Linked DNA regions of Mus musculus: region 2 is linked to region 1. A link is a loop called in an ENCODE intact Hi-C map of the cell type or tissue named here. Cell type or tissue: heart. All regions are shown on one strand.

What was found. Hi-C counts contacts between places; a loop is a spot of excess contacts. Peaks named below come from ENCODE experiments on the same cell type or tissue, not always from the same donor. Only the 100,000 strongest peaks of a DNase experiment are listed, where the experiment ranks them.
Region 2: a loop joins it to region 1, with 4 times the contacts of the local background. A loop is called at or near these places in 14 of 42 quality-filtered maps.

Annotation. Positions count from the first base shown.
Region 1 is chr2:75,656,032-75,664,031 of GRCm38, reverse strand. It overlaps Hnrnpa3 (heterogeneous nuclear ribonucleoprotein A3), which reads right to left and starts at 4,773. Exons shown (of 11, transcript NM_053263.1): 1 at 4,709-4,773; 2 at 2,444-2,566; 3 at 2,215-2,361; 4 at 1,926-2,136; 5 at 1,456-1,545; 6 at 1,276-1,371; 7 at 1,107-1,187; 8 at 318-461. The coding sequence starts at 4,714. It overlaps Gm39859 (predicted gene, 39859), which reads left to right and starts at 5,095. Exons shown (of 3, transcript NR_166143.1): 1 at 5,095-5,242; 2 at 5,724-5,813. In heart, CTCF peaks have their summits at 4,180 and 4,951; DNase peaks (open chromatin) are centred at 4,251, 4,891 and 5,911; H3K4me3 peaks cover 3,923 bases; H3K27ac peaks cover 4,486 bases.
Region 2 is chr2:75,775,751-75,783,750 of GRCm38, reverse strand. Gm13657 (a long non-coding RNA gene) reads right to left here and starts at 6,886. Exons shown (of 5, transcript XR_001783382.2): 1 at 6,511-6,886; 2 at 5,965-6,100; 3 at 2,786-3,040. In heart, CTCF peaks have their summits at 2,396 (motif pointing right) and 4,850 (motif pointing left); a DNase peak (open chromatin) is centred at 6,420; H3K4me3 peaks cover 1,598 bases; H3K27ac peaks cover 1,936 bases.

The DNA.
Region 1 (8,000 bases):
AACAAAAAACCATTGAGTTGTACAATAGAAACCTTCACTTTTCTTCTCTAATATCCAGACTAACCTGGAATTCAAAGGACCCCCCCCCTTGCACACTCACCTTCAAATGTGAAATTTATGTAGTGCTATATTCCCACAAGTTAAAAATAATGACTAGTTAGGGTTAAGTTGTAAATTTCACATGGATAAGCTGTGTTACAGTAGAGCTGTAACAGTTAACTTTATTTCAGCTTATCTTTTAAAGCAGTTCCACATACTGCAAGGAATTTTAATTTAAACGCTGGTTTGCATTTAATCCAGACATCTATGTAACTTACCTCCACCAAAATTTCCTCCTTCATTGTAACCATCATAGCCTCCTCCTCCACCACCATATCCACCACCCTGGTTTCCATATCCTGGTCCACCACCTCCATAACCTCCTCTACTGCTGTAACCAGGACCACCACCATAGTTGCCACCTGCAAAGAAAACCACATAGAAAGTTGTTCAGGGGGACCAAATAATTCTAACTTTTTATTATATACTGTAAGTGGCAAGACCTAGTTTCACACTCTAGAATCTAGTCACAGAGCACAAAGTAATCTTGACGGTTAAAAAAATCTTAATATTAGCATCCTCCTTTCTTTTGTTTTTCGAGACAGTTTCTCTGTATAGCCCTGGCTGTCCTGGAACTCACTCTGTAGACCAGGCTGGCCTCGAACTCAGAAATCCACCTGCCTCTGCCTCCTGAGTGCTGGGATTAAAGGCGCGCGCCACCACACCTGGCCCTCTTTCCTTTAAAGTCAGTTTTCAATTTTACTTTGGAAAATTTTAGTTCTATTTCTGGTACAATAAATCCTACTCTACTAAGCCAAGGACAACTAACTAATATTTGACTTCCATCTTTGGAAAGAGGCTTCCTAGTCTGTGGTACTAGTTAGAAAAGTATTTCACCTATTCAAAGTTTTGGAATTAGAAGGTGTGACATTTTTAATGTGGTTGTTAAAACCAAAACATGTCGCCTACCACATGTGTTGTATGTCCTACCACCTAGCATTTGAGGCCTTGTGATTCCCAGCAATGCAGAAATTAAAAATAACCAAGTTCAACATTTTAAGACTCACCATCACCTCCAAATCCATTATATCCACCATCACCACCTCCATAACTACCTCTGCTGCCACCACCTCCACCACCATAGCCACCTAAGGAAATGCAAGATTTGAATTAAAATTTCACTTTCAACTTACTAGTAAATTTGATAGATCAGCACATATAATGAGAACACCTTACCTCTTCCACCAAAGTTTCCTCCACGACCAAAGTTTCCTCCACCACCTCCAAAGTTTCCTCCACGACCCATAAAGTTGCCAGATCCACCTCCACGACCTGTAACAAGAATTGGAGTGAAAAGTTCACATCTTTCCCACAACTGTTCATGCCCACTGTTTATGTGTATCTGAGCCTACTCACCTCTCTGTGATCCAGCAGACTGCATCTCTTGTTTAGAAAGGGCCTTTTTCACTTCACAATTATGCCCATTAATAGTGTGGTATTTCTGAACTATATTTTTTTAAGTCAAAAACAAAAGAAAAGTTATTTTTTGTTTGGAAAACCATGTTAAAGTGAACCCTTTATCACCATGCAATTAATTAAAATATTATTAAGATGGTAGACTGAGAAGAGAATGAGTCAATATTTTAGAAATGTTTCCTGATCTAGATCAATAGTTCTCAGCCTATAGGTTGAGTCACAGACATCCTGCTTATCAGATATACATGGATTTATAACAGTAGCAAAATTAGTTATGAAGTAGCAATGAAAATTTTATGGTTGGGGTTCACAACATGAGTATCTGTATTAAGAGTCACAGCATAAGGAAGGTTGAGAACCACTGACTTAGATGATTTATGAAAACGAAACTCAAATAAATTGTTACTTACCAACAATTTTATCAACTGTGTCATGATCATCAAAAGTTACAAAAGCAAATCCTCTCTTTTTCCCACTCTGCCTGTCTTCCATAACCTCTATGGTTTCAATCTTGCCATACTTTTCAAAGTAGTCTCTCAGGTTATATTCTTCCGTATCCTCTTTAATACCACCAACAAAAATTTTCTTCACCGTTAAATGGGCACCAGGCTTTACAGAATCCTACAAATAAAATAATTATAAGTCAAAAAAACCAAACTGAAACATATCCAAGTATTATACAACATGTTATTAAAATACCTCTCTAGAAACAGCTCTCTTCGGTTCCACCACACGCCCATCAACCTTGTGTGGCCGAGCACACATTGCAGCATCCACCTCTTCAACACAAGAGTAGGTCACAAAACCAAAGCCTCTGGAACGTTTTGTTTGGGGATCTCTCATTACCTACAAATAAATAGTTCAAAGTATTAAATAGTGCTATAGGTTCCCATCCCTTTCTTAGACCATTTTTACCCCAAGAACTCACCACACAGTCTGTAAGTGTGCCCCATTTCTCAAAATGTTCTCTTAAGCTATCATCTGTGGTTTCAAAGCTCAGACCACCAATAAATAGCTTCCTCAGCTGCTCTGGTTCCTTTGGATCATGGCCCTGAGGAAAAAAGATCAATATAGTTATTTCTTGGATAAAATGAAGTTCTGTCTCAAATCTGTAACATCAATATTCCATCCATTTAAAAAACCTGCTCCACGCTGGGCATGATAGTACACACCAGTTAATTTCAGCGTTTGGGAGACAGCTGGCCTGGATTATGTCAGTTCTTCTAGGCCAGTATGAGGTACATAGGGAGTAGGTTGTCTTAAAAACAAAAATATCCCACTAAAATGGTATCTGGGGTCACATTAAACTGAACCCCCAAACAGTCCCAGATTTTTTAAACTTTAAGCTACAACTAAAAAGTCTAGAGTATTTCAGATGTTTCTAACAAATCATTCACTAGAAAAATAAACCCCAAAGACTGCCCGTGCCATCTCCACTGTCCTCAGTCTGCAACACCAACAAACCTGTAATTTTAAAACATGATCTATGAAATGCAACTTAGAAGCTTACAACGGGAAATTAAGAGAAATTCACATTTCCAGCTAATAACATTTCAGTTATTAAAAGACATTCCCAAGCAAATTAGGCATATCCCACAAAACACAGCCAAGACTTAACCCCGTGATACCTTGTGGGGGTTAAAAGGGTGGGTGAGGGTTTTGAGGCTGGCTCTCAAGGAAAGGCAGGCTAAGCTAGCCTTGAACTTGAGGCAGTCCTACCTTAGCCTTTCAAATACTAGGGTAACAGGTGTGCACGCACCATTCACACCTGGTTCCACTACTTAGCTTTCTGTAATCAATTTACCTTGGTTATACCCACTTACATCATATAGTTTCAAGTTATTTCGAATGCGATCCTTACATTCACAAGCGTGTAATTTGGATTTACAAGGTATAGCATATACCGCCTGACCAGAGGAATTAGAAACAAAACCGTAACTGAGAGACTTAGAAAATATCTAGCCTGTGGTTTTCTTTTTGAAGATTTTACTTTCGAGTGAACCGCTTTTAATGAACGCATTAAGACAATTCAACACAAGCCCTTAAAGGGGGCTCACTTTCTTCCATCTTCTGGAAATATTAGTTAGAACATTCAATATGCAGACAGCCACATACCAGAAACCCAACTACCCAAATTCACGTAAAACCCCTTTATTCAAGCCTCGCATAAATGAATTTGACAATACACAAAAAGCATCTCTATACACACAAAATTCTCGTAATCGTGGTATTTTCTAGTGTGGTCGCAGTTCTCTAAAACCAAAATCCAGGAAAACCAAAATCCGGGCCAATCCGAAGTATGAGAAATTAGATCAATAAAAATATTAAGCTCCAAGTAAACACATCTACACTCAAACCCCCGAAATGGTTAAGACTTCAACCACAGGACGCTGTAAATACTCTCATTCCAAATACTTGAGCACAAGCAGCGGGTTAGGAAGCACCTTAAAGCAGCAAGCTTTTCAGTAATGTATCCCCAAATGAGCGCTGAGAAAATCCGGCCCGAGTATTGCGCGGATTGTCATCACCCAGAAGGCCCGCCAAGGCCTAGATCCACGTCGGGAGCACCCCAGCGGAAAGCACCGCGCCCGGAGCCTGGAGGCCATCTGCGGCAGAAACGCCGGGCCGCCTCCCGCCGTCCCCTCCAATCCCCGCGCACTCCTTCTTGGCGGCGTAGCCAGGCGGCGGCCATTGCGGGCCACTGCGCCATTTCGTAACGCGGCGGCGGCGGATCAATGTCAATGCGGCCGCCGCCCGCCTGCTCGCTCGCCCGGATGTGCTCCTCCCCTCCCCCACCGCCTCCTCCCAACCGCTCCCGCGGAGGCCCGCCATGCCGCCCGCGGCCTCGCTAAGTCAGGCCGCGCAGCCCGAGGGCATCCTCGCCCGGCTGCCGAGCCACTCCCCGGCCCCGCCGCGTCTTCGAGGGCTGCCGGTGCGGCCGACCGAGAGGACCAGGCCGACGGAGGGCCCGGAGGAGGCCACCCGGCCCGCTCCCCTCCCCCTCCCACCGCCCTCAGCGCAAAGCGCGGGACGATCGTCCCGGTCTCCCCGGCCTCCCCACTCCCATCGAGCCAAAGCCCCCCCATGCCGGCAACTACCCAGCAACCCCCCGCTCTCCCCCTAATACCTCCTCCCCCCGGCGGCGGCGGCGACGGCCGGAGTCAGGCTGGGGGCGACCGGGCGGCGGTTTTACCTCCATTTTGAGACCGGACTCGCCTCTTCCAACTCGAGTTCAATATGGGACCGAGAGGAAGAGGCGGGGCCAGTCACCACGTGATGTGCTATCCGCGCGCCGCCCGCCCACTGGGGGCGGAGTCATGAGAAAGCGGAGCGCGACTGGTCCACCGCGTTGGCGGGCCGAGGGTGGAGAGCGGGGATTGGGCCGCCGGCGGGAGCGCGCGCGCCTCGCCAACTTCCAACGCAGCGCCGCCTTCGCCGCGGTTCGCGCCCGGCAGCGACGCTTACGTCAGCGGCAGCTCGACCAATGGCGAGAGCCCACGTCGGGAGAAAGCCGCGTGACCGCGCGTCAGCTTAGAGAAAGGCCTTTCCCTTTCTTCTGGCCCCTCTCGCCCCTCCCCCGCGCGCCTGCGGGTCTCCATTTCCGAGTTCACCTCCATTCCAGAGCCAAATGGAAAGTCACGCTTTTCTGACTTGAGACTTAAGGTTGTAAGAAAGCCAGTTGACCATCTTCGCCTCCCTCGCGGCTTTCTAAATGTCGAGAGCCCAGGTTTGGAAAAATGTGACTGCGCCGCCTTCCTGGGAGACCCACACTGCAAGTCGCAGTCGGGGCACGTCTCACGGACCGCAAAACGCGGCTGAGTTACTGCGGTTTTCACCTTAGCAGCTTGCACATTTACAAATTAAGACAGTCTGGGAGGAAGAAGCAGAGCCACTTGGGTATAGAATTGAGAGAATGGAACGATTTCCAACGTTTCCAAAAGGCTTCTGGCCATATAGGCCCTCTACCTGTTGGCTAGAGATTTGTTTCTTATTTAAAGTGGTCATCAGTTTCGAGTTTTAGTGTGCAGTATATGAACGAAATAAGTCGAATCGTTTATTTGCTTAGCAAAGGGATTTGGAACGATTTGGGTTTTTAATCAAATAAAAGCAAACATAGGATTAGGTAGTCTCGAAACACCCACTGTAACGAAGAATGATACCCCGGATTCTAATAGTATGTAAACGCAAACACTGTTTTTATTCTGTAGAAGTCCAGCATGCTGGGGTCTCCCGTTACCAAGATAGAGCCTGAAGTGAGCCCGCAGGACCAATTTAAAGCACCTTAGTGGAATCCTGGGGTAGGTGGGCTTTGTCTTACTCTGTCTCTAGGTATTCCAGAACCATACTAGGGTATGGTGCCTGGAAACTGGCTGAGGAATCTGGGGTGGGGGGTGGTAGGCTGTGTCTTATGCTATCTCGAAGGACATTCCATTACTGGGGCGTGGGGGCTGGCTGGGAACTGCTGACCCATTGTCCTTGTTTCAGGCCAGGTGGTGGGGCAGTTTCTAATTAGCTGCCTGAAGCCTGGGTTTTTAGACCTCGTCTCCTTAGCTGCTAATTTGAAGCCTGTCGTGGACTTAGCCTAGCCTTCTCACAATAACAACTGTAAATTAAAAGTCTACAGATTTGCTAGTCGTGGTATGTGTCACCTCTAGGCTACTCTGAAGGCAGAGGCCCATGCCTCTCTAGCTGGCTATGTGGAGTTTCAGGGAGCCAGTGCTATAGAGTGAGACCCTGTCTCAAAAGAAAAAAAAAATCTGCAGATCTCATTTAAATAAAGTTATTGAGGGTAAGAAAAAAAGCACAATTGACAAGCCTTCTTTTCCTGCAACAAATTGCATATTTTAACATTCTGCATAGCAAACTCCTTTGCAATTTATCTGTCTCTCCCAGTGAAAGATGAGAAATGGATTCAGATGGTGGCACACACCTTTAATCCCAGCAGTCAGACATGAGACCTAGGCCTGGATCCTCATCTCTGCAAACTGGGCAGGTGACACAGCTCCTAATCCCTCAAACCCACAGCATTTAGGGATTGGAGGTGGGAGATTGAAAAAACTCAGAGCAGCCAAGTGTGGTGTCTCAGGACTTTAATCACAGCAACCAGGAGGCAGATGCAGAAGGATCTCTGGGGGTACCAGGCCAGCCTGACCTACATCTAGCTCTAGGATACAGAGACCCTGTCTCAAAAGGGCTCAAGGACATTCACAGCTACAAAGTGGGGTATGAGGCCTCCCTGGGCTACATGATACCCTGATTCTAGTTTGCTTTATGTTGCTGGGTAATAAACGCCATGACCAAAACCAACTCAAAAGGGGAAAATGTTATACTTCCAGGTCATGGTTGTCATTGAAGGAAATGAGGGCAGGAAGTGAAGCAGAAACGATAACCAATCTTTGGCTGGTTTGTTCTCTGGCCCATGCTCAGATACCGATCTTTTTTGATCCTTGGTTTTTCAAGATGGTTTTTGAGAGACCAAATTTTGGGGTTTAGATTCCATCTTAGAAAACCTGACCTAGCTGGGCACTGGTGGCGCACGCCTTTAATCTCAGCACTTGGGAGGCAGAGGCAGAGGCAGGTAGATTTCTGAGTTCAAGGCCAGACTGGTTCACAGAGTGAGTTCCAGGACAGCCAGGGTTATACAGAGAAACCCTGTCTCAAACAAACAAACAAACAAACAAAACCTGACCTAAGTTTAAACTCAAGTAAACTAACAGGCCAGTACCTAGTTCCAGTTCCCAGGCTACCCCCAAACAAGACCTGCCTCTCCAGGTTATTCCCCAATAAGTCTACACCTCCAGGTTACAAGCCCTCCCCTGCCTAATAACCACCAATTAAAAAGAAAACAGAAGCCGGGCGTGGTGGTGCACGCCTTTAATCCCAGCACTCCGGAGGCAGAGGCAGGCGGATTTCTGAGTTCGAGGCCAGCCTGGTCTACAAAGTGAGTGCCAGGACAGCCAGGGCTACACAGAGAAACCCTGTCTCAAAAAAAAAAAAAAAAAAACAAAAAAAAACAAAAAGAAAACAGAAGTTAAGTTTATGGTTTGGCTCCTAGCACCAGCCAGTTTTGCTAAAGGCCACAGTATCAGCCCAATTAGATGCTTGCCAGGCTAGAAACAGTCACTGCTCGCTTGCCATTTTCTATATAAAACCTTCCCTTAATGAGTGTTGGGGGCTTTTCTTCACCAGAACTGTCCTGTGGGTCTGCAGTGTGTTAAGCCCCAAGCTTGAGTTTGTGAATAAAGACTCTGGTGGGATTGCATTGGATCTGCACCTGATTGGTCTTTCGGGGTTCTTGAATACTTCCTTGGTGCTACATTTTGGTGCACAGGCCTTGAGGTTCCTCATGGCTTTTAGGACTATGGATCTAGAGAGTGATGTTGGCAAATCCAGTCTAGGTCTGTCTATAAATGTGTTTGTAGTGCTATGATAAACTTCCTGTTTCTTTCCTGTCTGTACGTTAAAAATGGTTTCACACAGTGTGG
Region 2 (8,000 bases), 120 kb before region 1:
GAGAGACCATCTTACAGCATGCTCCTTGGTGCTGATAGAGTGTGTCTTATGTTACCGATGAGCTTACTGTGTTTCATCTGGACATAGCAACTGTCAAAAAGAAACCCATCCCTGCTAGGCGTGGTGGCGCACGCCTTTAATCCCAGCACTCGGGAGGCAGAGGCAGGCGGATTTCTGAGTTCGAGCCCAGCCTGGTCTACAAAGTGAGTTCCAGGACAGCCAGGGCTACACAGAGAAACCCTGTCTCGAAAAACCAAAAAAAAAAAAAAAAAAGAAAGAAAAGAAAAAAAAAAAAAAAAGAAACCCATCCCTACTGCATTCCTTCTGGGGGTGGGGGGGACGTAGTTAAGGACCCACACACTGATAGTTGGGTAGTCACAGGCCGGCATAGTTGGTGTCTTACAGATACAATGCAACTGGAGATTTTGTGACATTGCCAACCTCACAATGTAGCACAGCACATTCCATCCCTGTCATGACATTGTTGGAGTAGATACAGCCACCATGCTGTTACACTTATGAAAGTACAGCACAGTTATGTACAATACAGAATGCTTCCTAAGGACAATAAAGGAACACAGTACCCACATGTGCGTTGCTAAGTTAGTGTTTTTGTCTTTATTTTAGAGTGTGGTCCTACGTACTAAGAAAAGTAAAACAGAAGAGGTTGGAGAAGCAGCTCCGTCGGAAGAGCACTTGCACCAAGCTCGGCATTCGACCTCAGCACCACATAAACCCAGTGTGGTGGAGTCCTGTAATCCAAGCATCCAGGAGGGAGATGCAGGAGAATTCAAGGTTGGGTCTGGAGAGATGACTCAGCGGTTAAGAGCACTGACTGCTCTTCCAAAGGTCCTGAGATCAAATCCCAGCAACCACATGGTGGCTCACAACCATCTGTAATGAGATCTGACGCCCTCTTCTGGTGTGTGTGAGCTACAGTGTACTTATACATAATAAATAAATCTTTGGGCTGGAGAAAGTGGGGCCAGAATGAGCAGGGCTAGAGCGAGCAGAAGTTCTGAGTTCAATTCCCAGTAACTACAAGATGGCTCACAACCATCTGTACAACTACAGTGTACTCATATACATAAAACAAACAAACAAATAAATCTTTTAAAACAAAAAAAGAAACTCAAAGTCATCTTCAGCTACATAACAGGCTACGTGAGATCTTTTCCAAGAAATAGAGAAGGCAGGTGATGATTTGTCTCAGTGATTAATCATGCTTGCTGCACAACTCTGAGGACCTGGGTTCAGATCCTAGCACCCATAGAACAAGCCAGGCATTATTGTATGCGTACATGTAACCCCAGGGCTGTAGAAGGTAGAGAGGGGAGACTCACTGGAGCCTATTAACTGCCTATGTAGTGAGAAAAAATAATAACCCCCAGGTTTATAAACAGACCCCCACACACGCAGAATAAGGTAGAGAGTGACAGAGGATGCCTAACAAACACCCTGGTCTGGGCCCCTCATGCATGAGCAGAGGCACAACACAGACCAGATCAAAAGGAGTTTACTTAAAAGTTTGTCATGTTAGGCCAGCAGCAGCCTCCTGATGCTGCATTTACAGTTGCTGGTTGCACAAGAGGCCATGTCATAGAGTAAATTAGCTCATACCATTGAGGCTTACGAAAGCACACTCAACGATACGCTCACAAAGATGTATCCCTGTTGTTAGTGACCATGGTTACAGTCTTTAAGCCACTCAACCCCAAAACAAAGCTTCAACAATGTTTAGACAGAGAGGAGCAGGAGAGCTGAGGAAGGGCTGGTCTGTTTGCACATGGTGTGCATGCAGCAGGCCAGCTTCTCTTGCCTGTGGGAACAGTCCTTGAAGTGTACACAGGATATTTCCCATCGGTTCTGTGAAAGGCAGGAGGCTCCAAGGTCACTGCTTGCCCCGTGTTTGATCTCCTCAAGTCCACAGTGCACACCAGTAATTTAAAGGTTGTAAAGAAAACGGCTCAGTACTGCTCTCCCTAGCAAAACATATTTGACCAACGTGCTACCTATAAACACCCCACAAAATGAATAGGTTCTGAGGCTATGGACGTCAGGAAACTGCCTCTCTGTGTTGAAAGGCTCCATCCTCTTCTCCATTCACCAAAATCCAAGTAAACAAACAAACAAACAAACCACCTCATCAGAAAGTTTCATGATTTTATGTCTATAAGAGGTGTCCACCGGAGCCCTCGAAATGCCGGAAGTGCTGATATAAAAGCCCATAAGTGGATATTCAAATCCTGCCTGTAACTGAGCCAGATGGAAAGAGAGGAGAAAAACATAAAGTTGGAGCCAACAAAGTGTAGTGATTCTTAGAGTTTTGTACAAATGTTTCTTTCCAGTATTGGTTTTCACTTAATTCCATCTGGGGACTTACTTCATGTCCTTCCAATTGTCTCCTCTAGATGGCAATAGAGGTGAAAAAAATGCCGGCAGGTCTGGGTTCTCAGTAGAGTTCAGTGGCAACAAACGGCCATAGACCACCCTTCTCCAAACACATGCCTGCTTGTTTTGTTTCTAGACAGCATGTGATTATATAGCCCAGGCTGGACTTGAATGCATCGACATCCACCTACCTCTGCTTTTGCCTTCTGAGTGCTGGGCTTAAAGGTGTACACCACCATGCCTGACCAACAAGGTTTTGTTTTGGTTTTTGCTTTTGTTTTTCCCTCAAATAGATCTAATCACATAGCAATGCAAATGATTATTGATAATGGATGAGGGAATTAACCCCCTCCCCGAACCCCCTTCCCCATGCATGTGTCTCCCACAGGCTTACGATGTTGTCTGTATCTTTAAAATAATGCTAGCTGTACTCTCCTCAGGTCCTGTGGCATGCTGGTTACAGAGGCATGGTGATTTGTGTCCTTCCTCTGGGCATCTGATACGGCCCAACTCCAAACCACCTGGTTTGCTAACGTGTTGGCTTCATTTAAGATCCGTGACAATGCTAGGTTGGATCCTCTTGTCAGCTGATGCTTGGAGCCAGCTGTAAACTGGTCCCTGTACCATCAGGAGCTGCACCGAACTGAAGCTGGGGAAGTTAGCAGAAAGGTAACACTTCATTAAAAGTGTGCAATTTACGGTTGAATTAATAAAGCAGGAGAAAAGGAGTGGAGCGGGTCCAGAGAGGAGACCTTTATGCTCTATATCAAAGCCCCACTAGGGATATTTTAAAAGCCTTACCCTTCACTGCTTCATTGAATCTCATCATTAGACAATAAAATGGGGTCTACCAGCAAGATGCTCTCCACAGAATCTGCTGACAGGGAAAAACAAGGAGGCCAGTCCCCGTAATGGATGGCATTTCAAAGGCCATACAGTGCTCCAAAGAACTCTAAATTGTCCATGTGTAGTGAGCTGGACAGGGGCTAAAAGGTGGCCCATACCTTCAACGTGGTAAAATGAAACATCTCTGAGGGGAATTAAAAAAAAAGTATAATCCATAAGTAAAAGTAAAAGAGGCAGGCGGATTTCTGAGTTCGAGGTCAGCCTGGTCTACAGAGTGAGTTCCAGGACAGCCAGGGCTACACAGAGAAACCCTGTCTCGAAAAACCAAAAAAAAAGAAAAGAAAGAAAAGAAGTGAATATCAGTTCATATATTCTTTAACTCAATTTTGATCTCTCTCTCTCTTTAATTAATTTTGGGGAAAGGAAGGGTTGAGGGTTGTGACAGTATTTTATGCAACCCAAGTTGGCTTCCTATTTGCTGTGGAACCAAAGTTGACTTTGATTTCCTGAACTTCTGCCTTCACCTCCCTAATATAGGACTATGGGTATATACCAGCACACCCAGTTTCTTCCTCCTCCTCCTCTTCCTCCTCCTCCTCCTCCTCCTCCTCCTCCTCCCCCCGCAATCATTCCAGGAAATTGCTATTAACATCACACCTGTCCTTAGATGAATACCTACAGTAATTAGTGTGTGTTGAAATCGGTTAATATTACGGCCAATTGGCCTGACTCCCTTTCCCAAGCCACTCCTGGTGCTCCAAGATCTCTATATACTTTCCCATGGGCTCTGAGCATAAAGACAAAATCGGATTCTAAAGTGAACAGGACGAGGAGCACGGAGATACATGCTGCACACTGGGTAGGAGCAGGAGCCTGGAGGACAAGCCGCTTTATATTTGCTGTGTAACCAAAGCAGTGGGATCACACCCAGCCTGCATGCCTCTTAAGGACAATAATACCCTGAGCTGCAAGCCAATGGTCCTTAGCACCAATCGACCCAAGAAGTGTGATACACACAGGGCAAAACTAAGTCCCAGGAGGCTTGGATGCTCTTCCTGACTAGCTATCCATGTGTCCTGCCTAAACCATCATTCCCAGATCTCTGTTATCTTTAAATGTGTTCAAGAAAGGTCCTTCCAGAGCTGTGGTCCTTCATTCCTCTCTGGTGCATGATAATATAAGAAGAACCAGATATTTGAGGGGCTAGAGAGATGGCTCAGCAGTTAAGAGCACTGGCTGCTCTCCCAGAGGATACGCTTTGATTTCTAACACCCACGTGGCAGCTCACAACTATCTGTAACTCCAGTGTCAGATGATCTGATCCCCTTCTCTGACCTCTTTGGGAACCAGGCTTACACAGACACACAATAGGCAAAACACTCATATACATAAAATCTAAGAAGAGAGAGAACCCAGGCAGAGTAGTACATGCCTTTAATCCCAGCACTCAAGAGGCAGAGGCTAGCCTGTCGCTGAAGAGTTCACGTCAGGTGGCTGGAGATATGGCTCAGTGGTTAAGCGCAATGACTGCTCTTCCAGAGGTCCTGAGTTCAATTCCCAGCAACCACATGGTGATTCACAACCATCTGTAATGAGATTTGATGCCCTCTTCTGGTGGGTCTGAAGACAGCTACAGTGTACTCATATAAATTAAAAAAAAAAAAAAAAAAAAAAAAAAGAGTTCACATCAAACCTGGTCAATAGAGTGTGAGTTCAGGATAGCCCGAGCTGTATAGTGAGACCCTGTTTTGGGAGTGGGGTGAAGGGGGGAGGAAGGGGGAGGAGGAAGGGGAGAAGGAGGGAGGAGGGATCGATATTTAAGAGAGAAGTGTGGTATGTAGTTCAGTGGCAGAGGGCTTGCCTAGCATGCAACACTTCTCTCTTAAATATCGATTCAATCCCCCAGCACCATCAACGAACAATAAATATAACAGATAATTGGCTTCCAACTTTGGTTCCTGGCACACAACTCCAAAGCCCATAAAGGCCCCAGAGTGTGGAATGCTAATGAAAACCACTGGGTGCTGGAGGCCCCCAACTAGCTTCAGGATAGAGACGGATCCATTTCTCATTGCTGGAACCAAAATAATTTAAGGAAGGAAGGGTTTATCCTGTGGTCAGTTTGAGGGCATTCGGTCCATCATAGCCCAGAAAGTATGGCGGCAAGAGAGCGCGAGATGCATAGTCACATTGCAAAGTCACATTGCTTCTGGTACTCTGCTTGCTGCTTCCTTTTTCTCTCTGTGCTCAGGCTGAGACAAGGGGTGACCGTCATGGACTTCGGGCTGGGACTTTGGAAAAGCCTTGACAGACTTGTGCACAGGTGTGTCTCTAGGTGAGCCCTAATGCAGTCAGAGTTGGTAAGGAAAACTGACCACCCCAAGTCACCAACCCCCAGCCTCTAGAGAAGGAGGGAAGTCAAAGACTGAGTTGATTGACAATGATCAACAATTGATTGTGTTTACATATGAGATACCACCTCCATCAAAGTCCTCAGGACAGAACTTGGAGGGTCTCCACACAGCTGAACACGTGGATTCCTCTCCCCCGCCCCTCCCCCACACCCCAGCATTTTGCACCCATCTGGCTCTTCATTATGCCCAGTAAAAGCAAACGGAAGGGTTTTTCTGTTTTGTGAGTTGCTCTAGCCAATTAATGAATGCTGGGGAGGAGGGATGGGAACTTCGGATTTGGGGTAGTCAATCAGGACTCTAGGCAACAACTTACTATCTGCAGTCGGTCTGAAGCGGAGGTGGGGGCGGGGCAATCCTGAGACACTCCAGAATTTGTTGGTTCTGATGCCATCTCCAGTAGACAATGTTAGAACCAAGCTAAATTGTTAAGACACAACAACACTGCATCCCTAGAAAATGTTTGTTGGAAGGAGAAATCCACATACATTTTAGTGACCAGAATGTAACATTGGTGGAGTTTATAAGGAGGGGGAAAAAATCACCCTATCACCTCTCACCCACCTGCCCACCCCAAGAAAAGGGCAGGCACACTGAGGTCCAAAATTGAGTCTAGGTCCAGCTCAGCCTGAACGATAAGAGGGTTTCTAGTGGTTAGATAAAAGCCAGCATTCCTCAGGAACTTGTGAAACTGGTTCCCCTCTGCCAAAAGGAGTCACTTCCCTTACCTCTGGCAGAAGGGACACAGGGTTCCAGTGACGCGGACTTGTGGCTGTGTATCAAAACCCATGCCAGGCTCCCTCAGTCCCTACTCACAAGTACTTGCTACACAGTTCAAAGCCCCTATCCTGGATTTTCTTACCTTAGATCATGCTCTCTTTATAAAACCCTGTGCCCCATGCCTCAGCTCCCACTATTCTCCCCGCACAGCACCCTGTAGCTCCTCCCCTTTGGCTCCTCCTCCCTTGCTCTCTCTATGGCTCTGATAGTCTCTCTACGCCCCCCCCCCGCCCCCGCTTTCACTATTCTCTCTTCCCTTGCTGTTCACCTTCCTCTCAAAGACAGCCCTAACCATGTTCAAATCTGCTTCTCCTTCTCTCTGCTTCTGGATACGTTCTCTCTCTCATGCATAATAAAAACCTTCCTGTTAACCAAACCATGGAGCTATCTTGTCAGCTTCTTTACTGAAACCTCGCATCCATCTTTGACACACACACACACCCCAGCTTCATCCAAAACAGTTACTCGTGGATACCATCTCATTGCCCATGACGTCTCGACCTCTTCACCTTCTAGCCAGAAAAATCCGTTTCCTCCCGAGAACGCTGCTTCCTCTCCAGCCACCATAAGTGGAGACAGGGCCTGCTCCTCTCTGTATACACTGCGTTTTTTCTCCGTTCTTTACCCCCTGAGACCCACTCCACGGGGTCATTATCCCGTGTGCATCCTGTGCCGGGTGTCAGCCACTACCTACCTGGTCCCTTTTTATCACTATCCCATCTCTCTGCTGTTCTTTCTCACTTACTGTATCTTTAACTTTGCCTCTCCACCAGTTCCTTCCTTCCTAGACTGAAGAAGCCACATTCTCTCCATCTGAGCCTTCTCTCCTCCCCTGGCCAACTGTGTTTGTGAATAACGCTCTACATTCACTGTTTCAACTTGCTCACCTCCTGCACACTCCCCAGAATTTCCCCCTCCAAGGTACTCTGTGATCTACACACAGTTAGATTCGAAGGGCACTTTTCCCTTTTCTCTTTATTTGACCTATAGCAACTTATGACATAACATGGCTCTTGAATCTTTCTCTTACCTGAAGATCTATAACTCATCATTCTCATATTCTCTTTCCCCCTCTCTTCCTCTCTCTCTCTCTCTTTTTCTCCCTCCCTCTCTCCCTCTCTCTCTCTCTTTTTCTCTCTCCCTCCCTCCCCCCCTCTCTCCCTTCCCCCCTTCCTCCCTCCCCCTCTCTCCCTTCCCCCCTACCTTCCTCCCCCCTCCCTCCCCCCTCCCTTCCTCCCTCCTCCCTCCCCCCTCCCTCCCCCCCTCCCTCCCTTCCCCCCTCCCTCCTTCCTTTCTCTCCCTCTCTCCCTCTCCATCTCTCTCCCTTGTCCAGAACATCAGAAGCCCTACAGGCTTCGTGGGCATCTCAAACTCAAGCTGACTTCATTTCCTCTTCAGACTTGTTCATCCTCCCGAATCTCCCTTGCAAGGGTTATTATGGGCTACTGCTGCTGCCATAGACTCCTGGAGTCCCCTAACTGCTCTGTCTACACCACCTCTCACATTTAGTTTTGTCACCAAGAACTCTGCCACCTAAATGTCTCTTCTACCATATAGCCTAAGGCCCTCTCC